3 separate regions of the Mus musculus genome follow, and all the other regions are linked to region 3. Evidence: chromatin contacts called from ENCODE Hi-C or POLR2A ChIA-PET data. All regions are on one chromosome and are shown on one strand. Each heading gives the region's core, a stretch centred on a gene start or an enhancer-like site at or near the end of the contact. The rest is flanking DNA. Distances are from core to core; before and after follow the strand shown.

Region 1 (3,771 bases), core at 192-2,691, 36 kb before region 3:
GATGTGCAGTGAGCCTTGGCCCTGTTCTCTAAGGGTGGAACCTTTTAGCTTTCTCATTCTTTAAAAAAAAAAAAAAAATGCAATCCTGGCTGCTTGTGGTGGTGCATTTTTGAAATTATAACACTCGGAAGTTTGAGGCAGGAGGATCACAAGTTGGGACCAGACTGGTTACATAGAAAAAACTCTTGTCTGGAAAGAACAAAATGACAAAGAATCAATTACAATACAACAGTTGATGTTCTGCAGTATATGGTCTTGACTTTAGGAGAGGTCAAAGGAGAACTTTTTATGCTTTCTGCCCAATTTTGCTATGACTCTAAAACTGCTCTTTTATGTGGGGTGGTAATGAACCTCCTTGAGATCCCATGGCGCTCCCTGGACGTGTCCCCTTTAGTCACTTGCGTCAGCTTCCCACTCTGTTCCCTGGCTTCTAGAGCTGAGCAGAGATAAGAAAGAATCGTCCAGGAAAGGCAAGCAGGCGTTTAGGAAGCTTGGAGCCAGGGTTGCCAGGACAAATGAAGGAGAAGTAAATTAATGGGACAGAAAAGAAAAGAGGCCAATGTCGCTTAGAGGTGACGGACTGCAGAATGTGGTATGACTCTGCACTCTGTGACCGCAGGCCTGGAGTCTATCATGGTTACAGCTAGAAGCACTTAGCACCCTCATTTAACAGGTACGAAGATGCTGCCGATGAGTCTTGAGAAGGCTCTCCACTAGAGAGGTCCACATGCCTGTCACCTTCTAACAAATATCATGTTATACAGAGGAAACCCCTTCTTGGCCAGGATAGTTTCCAATTTTACCCTGCATTAAATTAAAACACTTATTCATATGCTGTGTTCAATTTCTCTTTGAAATTCTGAAATACATTAACTGTCTCTCCCATTCCCCAAGGCTACTAAAATATTCTATTTTCAAGGTTCTGTTTCCCAATAATACAACAATGGCGATTTAGCTTATTGAGTACCTGGAGCCAGACTAAAGAAACACAGTAACGTCACACAACAAATTTCCACACATCACACTAAAAAAGAAATTTCTGTTTGTCAGAATTCAATTTAACCTTAACCGAGAGTGCTATGTTTTGCCGAGGTCAGGAGGATAGGATAAATAAAACTCAACTTAGTTTCTCCTTCAAGATACCAAGTTCATTACCCCTGCCCAGCTTCAGATCAAGAAAGATGCTAAAATCAAAGGACCAGGCAAGATAGAATGATCTCATCCGGGACAACTAGGTATGATGGGAATGAGGCAAGATTCGGGCAAAGGCTCTGGCTTAAGCCACTTAAACACACTACGCTGGGCCTGGCTGGATCAGTCAGTAAAAGGCTTGCAATACAAACTCGAAGCTCAAGTTTAAATCCCAGCATCCATATAGAAAACTCTGGCATGCTTTGCACATTTGTAATCTTAAGAGGTAGAAGGTGGTCAGACGAACCAAATGCCTGAGCTCTAGACCAATGAGGCATCTTGTCTTCACACACAAAACAAGGTTAGGGCTTCCTGGAGAGCAACACAAGCAGATGAGATCTGGCTTCCGCCCACAAATGCCCACAAGTGGGTGATTACCTGAACATATGTACTGCCACATACATGCACCTTTGCACACATCTGCACCTGTACCCACACCAGCACTAGGCTGAAAGTTAGCCCAGGACAGCAGTTTATACTTCATCCTCAGGTTTATAGGCACGGGCTTAGAGTAGATGGCTCTGTTCTTGATTCTGTGGGTATACAACTTTCCACGGTCCAGGGAGTAACTTTCATTTGTTCCTAGCCTAGGTTTTCCATGGGCTGCTCTGGCTCTACCGTGGGCTCTTTTTTTCCCCTATGAATTAGCAAAGTCCTTAAGATCTGGCATATGTGCAGTACTGTGCAGACTTCTCGGCAATTCTCCGTGCTGTGGATGAGTAGCAGTTTCACAGTTTAGATAGCATTTAGGGTTTTAAACAGTCTGTTCTACAAATAAACCCTCCAGAGCCGTCATCACTGTGGGTTTTAGAGTTGGAGAGCTGTAAAGGAGGAAGTGAATAAGCTTTGTCACACACCTACCACCCTGAACTGAGAGGCACTTGACTGAATTTGGCACATAGACGCCTCACCACACCCTGTGTGTTCTTACTTCTCTTGGCCACAGTAGCTGAGGCCCCGCATGGCACAGAGGAAGACGAAGGCTGTGAACCTCACCCTTTTCCAGAGCCGCTGAGAAATCTAGCTTCTCCCCTACACAGGAGGGGGCCCTTTCTAGGGTCCAGGGAGCTATCAACATGATATCCCATATTATATCAGCTTGCAAGCTGTGGCTGGAGGAAAGAGCCTTGTATCTCAGCCCTCCCCTTCTTGATTGAAGCTTTCAACTCTCAGGATGCACCCCCCCACACACACAGCTTTTATGACAACACTTGGTTCCAGCTCCACAGCAGAAACCTCTTGGCCTGGCCCTGTACTACTTAGTCACACTAAAAGTCTGCAACATCAGCAGGCCTGGCAATGGACTTAAAGAAAAACAGGAATCCATCTCCATGCCAAGCTGCTGACTGCCCACTGTGGTACAGTTCCTTTCAGCTCTGCTATTTCCTGAGGTTTCTTACCGCCATCGGGGCTACATTTCCTAGTTTGCTTTTATTTTTTCTACAGGACTCTATCTACTTCCTTTTCCTGTCAGCTATGGGCACAATTTGGATATTACCGCAGCCGCCTCTGCTCAGGTTGACTTGTGTGTGTGTGTGTGGGGGGGGGGGGGTAGTCTTCGGATTTCCATATCCTGACTACTTTGCAGCCAACTTTAATATACTTTTTTTAAGGCAGCAGAAGATATATAAAGTAGTAGTGATTATTTAATATAACTGCATGAATCTTAATGGGTTACTGTGCCTTAACTCCCTTGGGAAACGAGAGTGGTTAGCAACCAACAACGGCAATTTCTTTAGAAAAAGAATCGGATAAAGCCAGTTTGAAAACAATAAAGGAGAGAATCCTAGTAGTCACTATTTATGCAGGAAAGACTGCCTGGCGGCTTCTAAGAAATATCTCCATCTCTTAAGAAAAAGGCAATGTATAGAGTTCTAGAAAAAAAAAAGATCTAGGCACATTTAAGGGCCCTCTTTATAATACATTTCTAGTGCCATTTTATAAAATTTTTAAGAGACTTTGAGGCATTAACAAAAAATAAACATACAAACAAGCAAGGTAAAACAATAGCAAAACAAAATACACAAGAACAAAAAAGAAAAGAAAAATGTTGAGTGCTATACAAGTCAATTTTTAAAAAATATTCAAAGGATAGTAACTGATCACCTTCAGAGTTAGAGACATCAGCAACTGTCCTGGTCGTGTGTGAATGTCTCGTAAACTCTGGCGCCAAGCTCAGCTGCTGGATATAGTTTCTTCATATGACGCACAATCTGGGGCTGTCACTCATGCTATTTCTTGTCCAAATACCTGCCTGCAGGTTAATGACCTTGCTCTCATTATACAAAGGTTGCCACTTGAGTTTATGGGTTTACTCTTGGGGCTTTTGGTCTCTTTATCTAGTTGATTTTTAATTAACACTAAAAGCATGCTCATTAGTTTAGCTGAGCTCTGTAGTCGATGGAAGGCCAGGAAGGGGGTACATTTGTGTGCCAGGGTGCCAACTGGGCTTCTTTATCTGTTTCCTAAACGAAGACCTAGGAGGGCTTGTGGGAAGCTCTTCTCTTTTATCAATCATAGAAATTGGTACCCTCTGCTGGCATCCCGCAGTGTTCCTTCTCAATTCACAAATCTAAAATC
Region 2 (3,933 bases), core at 822-3,321, 42 kb after region 3:
GTTAAAGGGATCCCCTCCCTTTAGCACCTAAGATGCTGAGATCTTTATCTCTGATTCCTGAGACTAAAAACACAGCAACTGATAGAATGGTTGGTGTTCAATAAATGGAAAAGGAGTAAATAAAGATGGTTAGAAAATTATCTGTTGTGTTAGAGTTGGAGAAAGAACTCTGACATCCTATTCTCTTCGTATTGTGAGTTAGTAAAGCATTCAATTTTGTTAGCCAGAAGACAGAATCAATTGTGAAAATGATTTGTAATTTCCCTTCTGGCAGGTATTGAAAGTAGAATTTTCTAAGTACAGAATTTTAGGATCAGAACATACTTTATAAAGTACAGCTATATTTCCTAGCCACACATATTTCAGATCTTGGAATGTCAAACATGCAAGTCTATCAACATCATTAATAGATGTACTGTAGCCGGGCGTGGTGGCACACGCCTTTAATCCCAGCACTCAGGAGGCAGAGGCAGGCAGATTTCTGATTTCGAGGCCAGCCTGGTCTACAAAGTGAGTTCCAGGACAGCCAGAGCTACACAGAGAAACCCTGTCTCAAACAAACAAACAAACAAACAAACAAACAAACAAACAAACAAAAAGATGTGATGTAACAGCTGATAATTACTCTTGAAGCAATATAGCTTATTAAAGCATTTTCAGTGGGGTAATGTTTCTAAATGTTTACTTTTTGTAACAAATCTTTTGACTGCCCCATCCCCCGATTTATTCATTTTATTTTATGTGTAGGAATGGTGTTCTCCCTGCAAGTATGTATCTGCCCCCCTACATGTAGTACCCATGGAGGTCAGAAGAGTCCATTCAATCCCCTGGCACTCATTTACAGGTGAATGTGAGCTACCACATAAGGTTTAAAAACAAGTCCAGTTTCTCTATAAGAGTCATGCACTCTTAAGAGCTGAGACATCTCTCCATCCCTCCTGCATAGGAACCTCTGGAAATCCTCATAGATACACTCAGAAGCAAGGCTTACCAATTGCTGAGTCAGTTCCTTCTCATTCTTTTATCTATACTCTTGCCTCACTGCCCTTCTTAACTCAAATTTACTTCCCAGGTTTGAGTTTTCTCAGCCAGTCTGAGGAAAGAGACCCTGTTTGTGGCGTTGTAGTAATCAGTTAGAAAACTGCCAAAGTACTAGTGCCTCGTGTTCTAATGTTTAATATGATTTCAGAGAAAATGGTTTATAAGTCATTGCTGATGGCTTGTAGCCGCCGTTTAAAATTGGGAGGTTTCTCTGTATGTTTTTTTTTTTTAATTTATTTCATTTCATGTGTGTGAGTGTTTTGCCTGCATGTATGTATATGCATCAAATGTGTGCCTGCAGCAGTGAGAAGAGGGCATCGAATCCATTGGAACTAGAGGTAGACAGTTGTGAGCCATCATGGGGGTACTGGGAACTGAACCTGGGTCCTCTGAAAGAGCAATAACTCTTAAGTTTCAAGTTATCTCTACAGCCCACAAATTCTTGAATAGAAGAATCACATCTTATGTGGGTATTGGATAATATGGCTACTCTTTACTTAAGAAAATTCTTTTATTTCACCATAAAGCAATGTGTGCATGGCTTTGAAGGAACATCTCCATTCAATAATTCTTGGAAAACTCTACCATACTTTCAAAAGGAACAAATGAGAAGCAGGAAGGTGTGTGTGTGTGTGTGTGTGTGTGTGTGTGTGTGTGTTTGTGAATTCTTCTCAATATAACCATTATGTTACCATAATAAGCATCTTTGAGGGTTCTGACATATTTCAGCTTGACTGTTGATTACATCACTGTTTTAATATTAAGCTTTTTCACAATCTTAATACTTCTATGGTTTGATTTATGCTCATAATAATTAATGAGGTAATTCTCCACTAGCACGGAGATCTTAGGCATCACCATAAGTCAACTGTAAAGGCTCCATCTGCAGCCTTTTTAGTGGAGGCAAATCTTGCCTGGAAATCAGAAGAGGTCATCCAGTTCCCTGGAACTGAGTTACAGATGATCATGAGCCACCACATGAACACTTACTCTGTTTCTGAAACTGGGCCATCTGTTTCCTGTTTCTCCGAGTTGATCTTCCTCCCTAAGCAACTGCTGAAGTCATGGCCACTGAATGAGTCACAGCTTCCTTGAGGGTGAACACGCATACATAGGCAGCCTGTCAAGTACGTGAGGGTGTGAGGAGACCCTGGTGACTCTCCACCTAGTCTGCTCTCCTCTACATATTTTGTTCTCAGTGTCCTTCCTCTCTCACTTGTTAGTCTGCACCTGGCTCTAGAGCAGCAAACAGGACATTGTTTCTCTAGTTTCTTTCCTAGAATTCCTGATGGATTTCAGCCAGAATGTTTTCTTTTTAAAACATGATAGTTTATAAACCTTTATTTCTTTATTTCTCATTCCATGCTTTCTAAGTGGAGTGAGGATTCCCAACCCTTCTAATGTTGCTTCCACATCATCATTCCTGCTCACAAAAGTCCTGTTCCTTTGAGGCTGACCCTTGCACTCTAATCTAATACCTCAGCTAGCATTTGAACATTGAACATTGAACATTGCTTCTGAGGCAGGCAATGTGTTAATCATTTTTTTAAAATACACTGTTCCTTTGAAAACTCAAAACCACATTGTATGGTAGGAACTACTCTTATCACATCTGTTCGAGGTTTATGAAAACTAGGAAACTCATTCTTACGTGTGTAACATGAGCAGAAGAGAGTGTAACTACTTGCTTTGTTGTGAGCTTTCAGTACATGTGAAGTGCTGGTCATTTACTGGTACTGTTGTTCCTGAGGGCCTTGTGAAAAGGGGGAAATATGGGCTGTAAGCCCTGGAAGTCTAGCTGTGGAATTCCTACCGTTAGTCATCAAGTAGGACCAGACAACATTCCTCTGGTATCTGTTAAGGGGTCTCTGCTTTACAGGTCAGGAGCAAATTCTTTGTAAGCATTCCTGAGCTATTCTATTCTACAATGTCTCGTTCTCTTTCTTGCTTTGTCTTGTTCTTTGCAACTTCTTCTCATTGTCTTATTCACTCACTACCCCTAAAGTTTCAGAGTTCCACTGCACTCCCACTTTGCAGCCTAGCTCACCTTGTCATTATTATCATTGTCACTGAGATGCCCACTACATCCTGTAATGCCACCAACAGTTCATTATCTGCCGTCTCTATCAGTCCCCTGTTTGGAAGATTGTTTTGTCTTCAAGTCACAACTCTCATTCTTGTAGATGCTCTCAGCTCCTTTATTCACCTATCAAATAGTTTTTTACCCTCTTCTTCCCTACTGGAACTTTAGTTCTTATAGAGTTAGGCTAGAATCTTGATCTACATCTTAGCAATTATGGATGGATGAAGAAAAATTGATATCCTGACTGCTTAATTGTTACATTAAATACATTTATCACCCTACTTAATGTCTTTAAACAGATTCTTGGCATTGCCTGACAGTGTTTGCTTTAATAAAGCCATTCTCAAGGGAACTGTTTTATACTTCCCCTTACTGCTGACCTTGTTGGTTATATCATTAAGAATATGGAAATACAGTGGTAGTGGGGAAGTCCGTCTTTCCATTGTTGGTCTGACAGAGCTACCCTGAAGTTGCTCCTGCCTCTGAGTTTCCTCTTCTTGTAGAGGAACCTTTTCTTTAGTTAAAGTTTACTCTTGCTTTCTGTGTTCTCTGTGTCTATAGAGGAAGTGCCCCCTCTTACATTAGAGCTCAGCTTTGCTTGTGATCTGGATCTGCGTCCTTACTAGCTTTTAGCCTGCTCTTAATTTCAAACACTCCTTTTCAATGGAGTCCTTCTTTCAGCATTGGGCAGTGTTCTGGGATAGTCTACCATCAAAGAACCACTGCCTTTGAGGCCACCCTTTCAATTCCAGGGACCTCGGATCCGAAGTGGCCTGCCTGCTTCTGTTCCCTGCTTCTTTCCTCCACAT
Region 3 (3,981 bases), core at 830-3,329:
ACACAGGATTTACCAAAGTCCATGTTTGCTCTAGATTAACTTTGTCACTGAGCTGCTGTGGCAGGCTGACCTGTTGCATCACAGAGAACACCCCCTTCTTTCTGACAATGTTCTAGAAACACAGAAAACAGTAGATCTGTGTGTGTGTGTGTGTGTGTGTGTGTGTGTGTGTGTGTCTGCGTGTGCGTGTGTGCGTGTGATGTTTTAAATCAGTAAAAGACAGTATGTGGCCCATGACGCAAGGTCTCAGGTTTCAAGTTTACAGCCTGTTACACACACACACACCTGGCAGGGAGGGCCACATGACTGAACAAGGGGCGTGCGTTGGCTCACTGTTATAACCTGTGTCTCATGTGTGATTGATGCCCTGTGTTTACAGTCAGCTTCAATTTCAAACCACCTGCAAGCCTCTCTAAAGGGGACAGCTGCTCAGTACCTGCACAATGACTGCAGGGTAGACTAACTGCAGCCAGCAAGGAGGAGGCAGCTATCTCCTGTGCCCAGTGTATTCACTCACCCCTGCCTCTTATAGCTTAAGCTCACCAAAGCATGCAAGTTCAATGGGATTCAGCCCCAGATCCTCACTGGTCACTTATCCTGAGGTAGTAAAAGGAAAAACGTGTAGCCTTTGGCACGGTGGTGGAAGCGATGACTTCCCTCGCCTTTGCATGATAAAGGTGAAGTCCTAAGTTCCAATCGTTTATCAAACCTCCCAGAAAACAGCAGCGTGAGTGGGATTTCAGGCAGGCTTTACTCACCTCTTTGATCTTTGCCCTCTTCTCACGGATGGTGGCGTCAGCGGGCTCCCGGTTCTCTACCCCGACGGGGGGCAGGAAGTCCACCTTGGGCAAGCCCCTAAACAGATCCTTGTCACGCAGCTGGTCCTGGGCCACCTTTTCCTTCTCCAGCAGAATGTCTCTTTGGATCTCCTCCGGCAGCTTCTGCAGGGTCTCCTTGGCTTCCCTGAGAGCCCGCTCGTGGTTTTCGCGGATCCTGGCTAAGTTGTCTTCCAGTCCAGCTCCAGGGTCCCCAGGCGCGCCTTCCTCGCGGTGCCGGACTCTCCCCTCGGCGGCATCCTCCGCACGCGCCCCGAGCCCGGGCTTGTGCTCCGCCGGCGGCTGCAAGGCAGGGTTGGAGTGGAACAGGACCCCGCTGAGCAGCTTGGAGGAGTCAGGCAGGAAGAAGATTGCCCCGAAGCAGAGCGTGATGAAGGCGCTGAACACCAGCAGCAGCACGAACTTCTCGGTGAGGCGGAAGGCAGCGGGGCCAGACCCCTTCCTCCCGCCGCCAAGCCCCCCGCCCAGGCCACTGCCCAGGCCGCCGCCCCCAGGGCTACTGAAGAGCGGCAACAGGCCCCCCACGGGCATCGCTCCGGAGGTTGTAGCCGCCGGCTGACAGTCTGTCCAGGGGCCCGGCGCCGAGCCGCTCAGCAGCCAAACTTCGCTGCCGCCGGCTGTCAGCGGCTGCGGGGCCGGCTCTTGCGCATCCAGGCCGCCCAGAGCGCGTGTCTGGGCTGCGGGTCTCCCCGCTTGAAGCGGCTCCCCTCCGGCGATCCTCGCCGGGGCGGCTCCTTTGGCAAACAGGCACGCGCGGCAAACCGCTGGCTGCAGCCCCTGTTGGGGGGAGAGGAGACAGTAAAAGCGCAGTGGTTAGGAAGGTGCTGAGAAAGTTTCCAGTGGGGTCTCCGCCCTCCCCTGGACCCGGGATCCGCAGGACCGTATCCCGGCAGGCAACCCCGGGGTCCAGCCGCGGGCACCACCCTCAGAGCCCACTTTGGACTTGGGGTGAAGTTTTCCAGCCGCGGAGGCAGGGTGTCCCGCGACATCTGGGTCAGCACAGCGGGCACCTCGGTGGCAAGGGCGGCGCACCTCTGGGCAGCAAGGGCGCCGCGTGCGTAGGGGGTTCGTCAACTTCTCCAGCTGCCCATCTCCGAGCGCTTCCCGGCGGGTGGTAGCACGCGTACAGCCGGGTGGCTCTGAGGCCCCGGGACACGGCTCAGGTGAGCGAGCGCACCGACCTGCCGGCGTGAGCCAGCGAACCAGGCACCGTACTGCCCTCCGTCGCGGCCCCGCCGTGCACTAATAGCACTGCCGGTCTCCCGAGCGGTCGGAAACGAGGGCGGTGACGCGTCCGGAGAGTGACAGCGCGTCCGGGCCAATCTTACGCCTCCCAGGGTCCCGCGGGGGTGGAGCCGAGGCGGGGAGGGGGCCGCACGGGGCGGGGAGTTTACGGGAAGCGCTGCCTCTCCGGGACCCGGCAGAGGCGGGGAGGTCGCGGCTCCCCTGGGCTCCCGAGGACTGGAACTGCGCCCGGGAGCCGTGTTAAGACTCGCCCGGAGGACCAGAGCCGGAGTTGGTCCGAGCTTATTCCGCCCAAAACCTATTCAAGCCGAAGCCCCAAAGGTAGTGGATCCCCGAGTGACCACTACTAATATGGTAGCGACAGCTTGCCCCAGTACTCGAAATTGGCGATCCCGAAGAGCATGCAGGGGATTGCGGGGGCAAGCCGTGGTTTTGAAGTGGTTTTGAAGGCTTTTCTCCAGCCACCCCTTATTACCCAAGACAGGGATTCCCCGGTGCCCAATAACTCTCAAATCCAAAGTCTCCAGGCTCCTCCACAAAGCTTTTGAGCTCTCTACTCTACCTCGTTAAGAGCCTTTTACATCCTAGGCGACTTGGGGTTTGGGGACTGCTTGGGGCTCTAAGTATACACCCTCTTCCCCTTACAATAAACAACAACAACAACAAAAGTTGTATGACTCCCCCACACTCCCCCACACCCCCCCCACTTTCGAAATTCATTTACCTCATCGCAGTTGGTCAAATTTTCCATTCAAAGAAGACAGTTTTATGCTGCCAGAGCTCCAAGCAATAAATTGAACCCTGTTGAAATTAAGTCTTGGATGCGACAACTCCCAGCGAAGGCAAGACTTGGTCCAACAGAGATTGTTTTCAACACAGCCTTGCAGTATTCAGTCTCATGGAATGTCATGGAAACTGGCTCCACCTCCCATGACATCCATTGGAATGCCCTGCTGATATTGCATAGATCTACATTTTGACCTGGCTGGGAACCCCCTGCCTCAGGGTGAAGAGACAAGAAAACATTTCCCAAACTGTGTTATGAATCCCCTGTTGCTCCACAAAGAAACAGTTACCAGAGGGAAATTTGACTGACTTCCCACTCCTGAAAGCTGGTTTGTAGCAGCTCTGTTTACCCTCAACCTTCTCCGGAAACATGATTTTAAAGTGTGCCCTTTACTTGTCTTAAACCAGAGGAAAACAGCTGGCAACTTCCAGGAGAGTGCCCACAGCACAGTTGTTTCCAGGTGTTGTGCTGTGTGCATAAAGTAAAAAAGCCAAGGCAGAAATCCTAAGGTCGTTTTCGTTTAAATGTTAATTATCATTTTTAGCCATCACTGTTTGTTGTGTATTGGGTTTGTGCAAAATGAGCCAGTAACATAGTCAGAAGTTCTGGTTAATAAGAAATTATGGCTTGATAAATGTGACTTCATAGCTTGATTATTTTGATACTTGCTATGAAATTCTATGCCCAGAAGAGTGCAGCATATCCAAGCAGGGTAATAGATTTAGCTCTAAAAATGAAAGCAATAATGTTTTCTTTTAATGACGAAAAGGTAAATTTCTTTCAAAGTACATTTGTAGGTTGTGCTTAGGTTGAAAACCTAATGACTGAAATAATAGTGTTTATCTCAATGAGACCCTTGAAACAGCTACCTCACAGAAAGGAAGACAGATCCCTAGAAACAGGGGCTAACTCCTGAGGAAGCCAGTTGCTTTCTTTCTGGTCATTTGGTGATGGTAATTGTGCTGCCATTATTTTTCCAACTATGTTTTAAAAATGGGATTAATTTTAAAGAGACAGGAATACCTATGAACTTTGATTTAATTTGGTATATGTATTCCAGAAAGTAATAAAATCAACCTTTAAGTACATATACAAGGATATGACAGAGAAGTC

What was found. Hi-C counts contacts between places; a loop is a spot of excess contacts on that map. ChIA-PET counts read pairs that join two places held with the same protein, here RNA polymerase II (POLR2A).
Region 1: a loop to region 3 is called in a map of heart, with 4 times the contacts of the local background. The contact joins the enhancer-like site here to the promoter of Man1a in region 3. A Hi-C loop is called at or near these places in 9 of 37 maps with a recorded cell type or tissue (T-helper 1 cell, T-helper 2 cell, adrenal gland and 2 more). POLR2A ChIA-PET finds 5 or more read pairs at or near these places in 1 of 5 experiments (Patski).
Region 2: a loop to region 3 is called in a map of regulatory T cell, with 2.7 times the contacts of the local background. The contact joins the enhancer-like site here to the promoter of Man1a in region 3. A Hi-C loop is called at or near these places in 5 of 37 maps with a recorded cell type or tissue (CH12.LX, T-helper 1 cell, T-helper 17 cell and 1 more).

The regions. Positions count from the first base shown.
Region 1 is chr10:54,038,415-54,042,185 of GRCm38, forward strand. The region is part of intron 2 of Man1a (mannosidase 1, alpha); the gene reads right to left. Among named protein-coding and RNA genes, the nearest start is that of Man1a, 35 kb to the right of the region's middle. Within about 2 kb of position 1,442, at least 1 of the 3 ENCODE cell types and tissues checked has a DNase peak (open chromatin) inside an H3K27ac peak, as active enhancers do; it is heart, where a contact is called at or near this core.
Region 2 is chr10:54,115,885-54,119,817 of GRCm38, forward strand. No RefSeq gene overlaps it. Among named protein-coding and RNA genes, the nearest start is that of Gm16998, 42 kb to the left of the region's middle. Within about 2 kb of position 2,072, at least 1 of the 3 ENCODE cell types and tissues checked has a DNase peak (open chromatin) inside an H3K27ac peak, as active enhancers do.
Region 3 is chr10:54,073,658-54,077,638 of GRCm38, forward strand. Man1a (mannosidase 1, alpha) reads right to left here and starts at 2,080. Exons shown (of 13, transcript NM_008548.5): 1 at 1,869-2,080; 2 at 759-1,613. The coding sequence starts at 1,367. It overlaps Gm16998 (predicted gene, 16998), which reads left to right and starts at 2,265. Exons shown (of 3, transcript NR_038016.1): 1 at 2,265-3,196.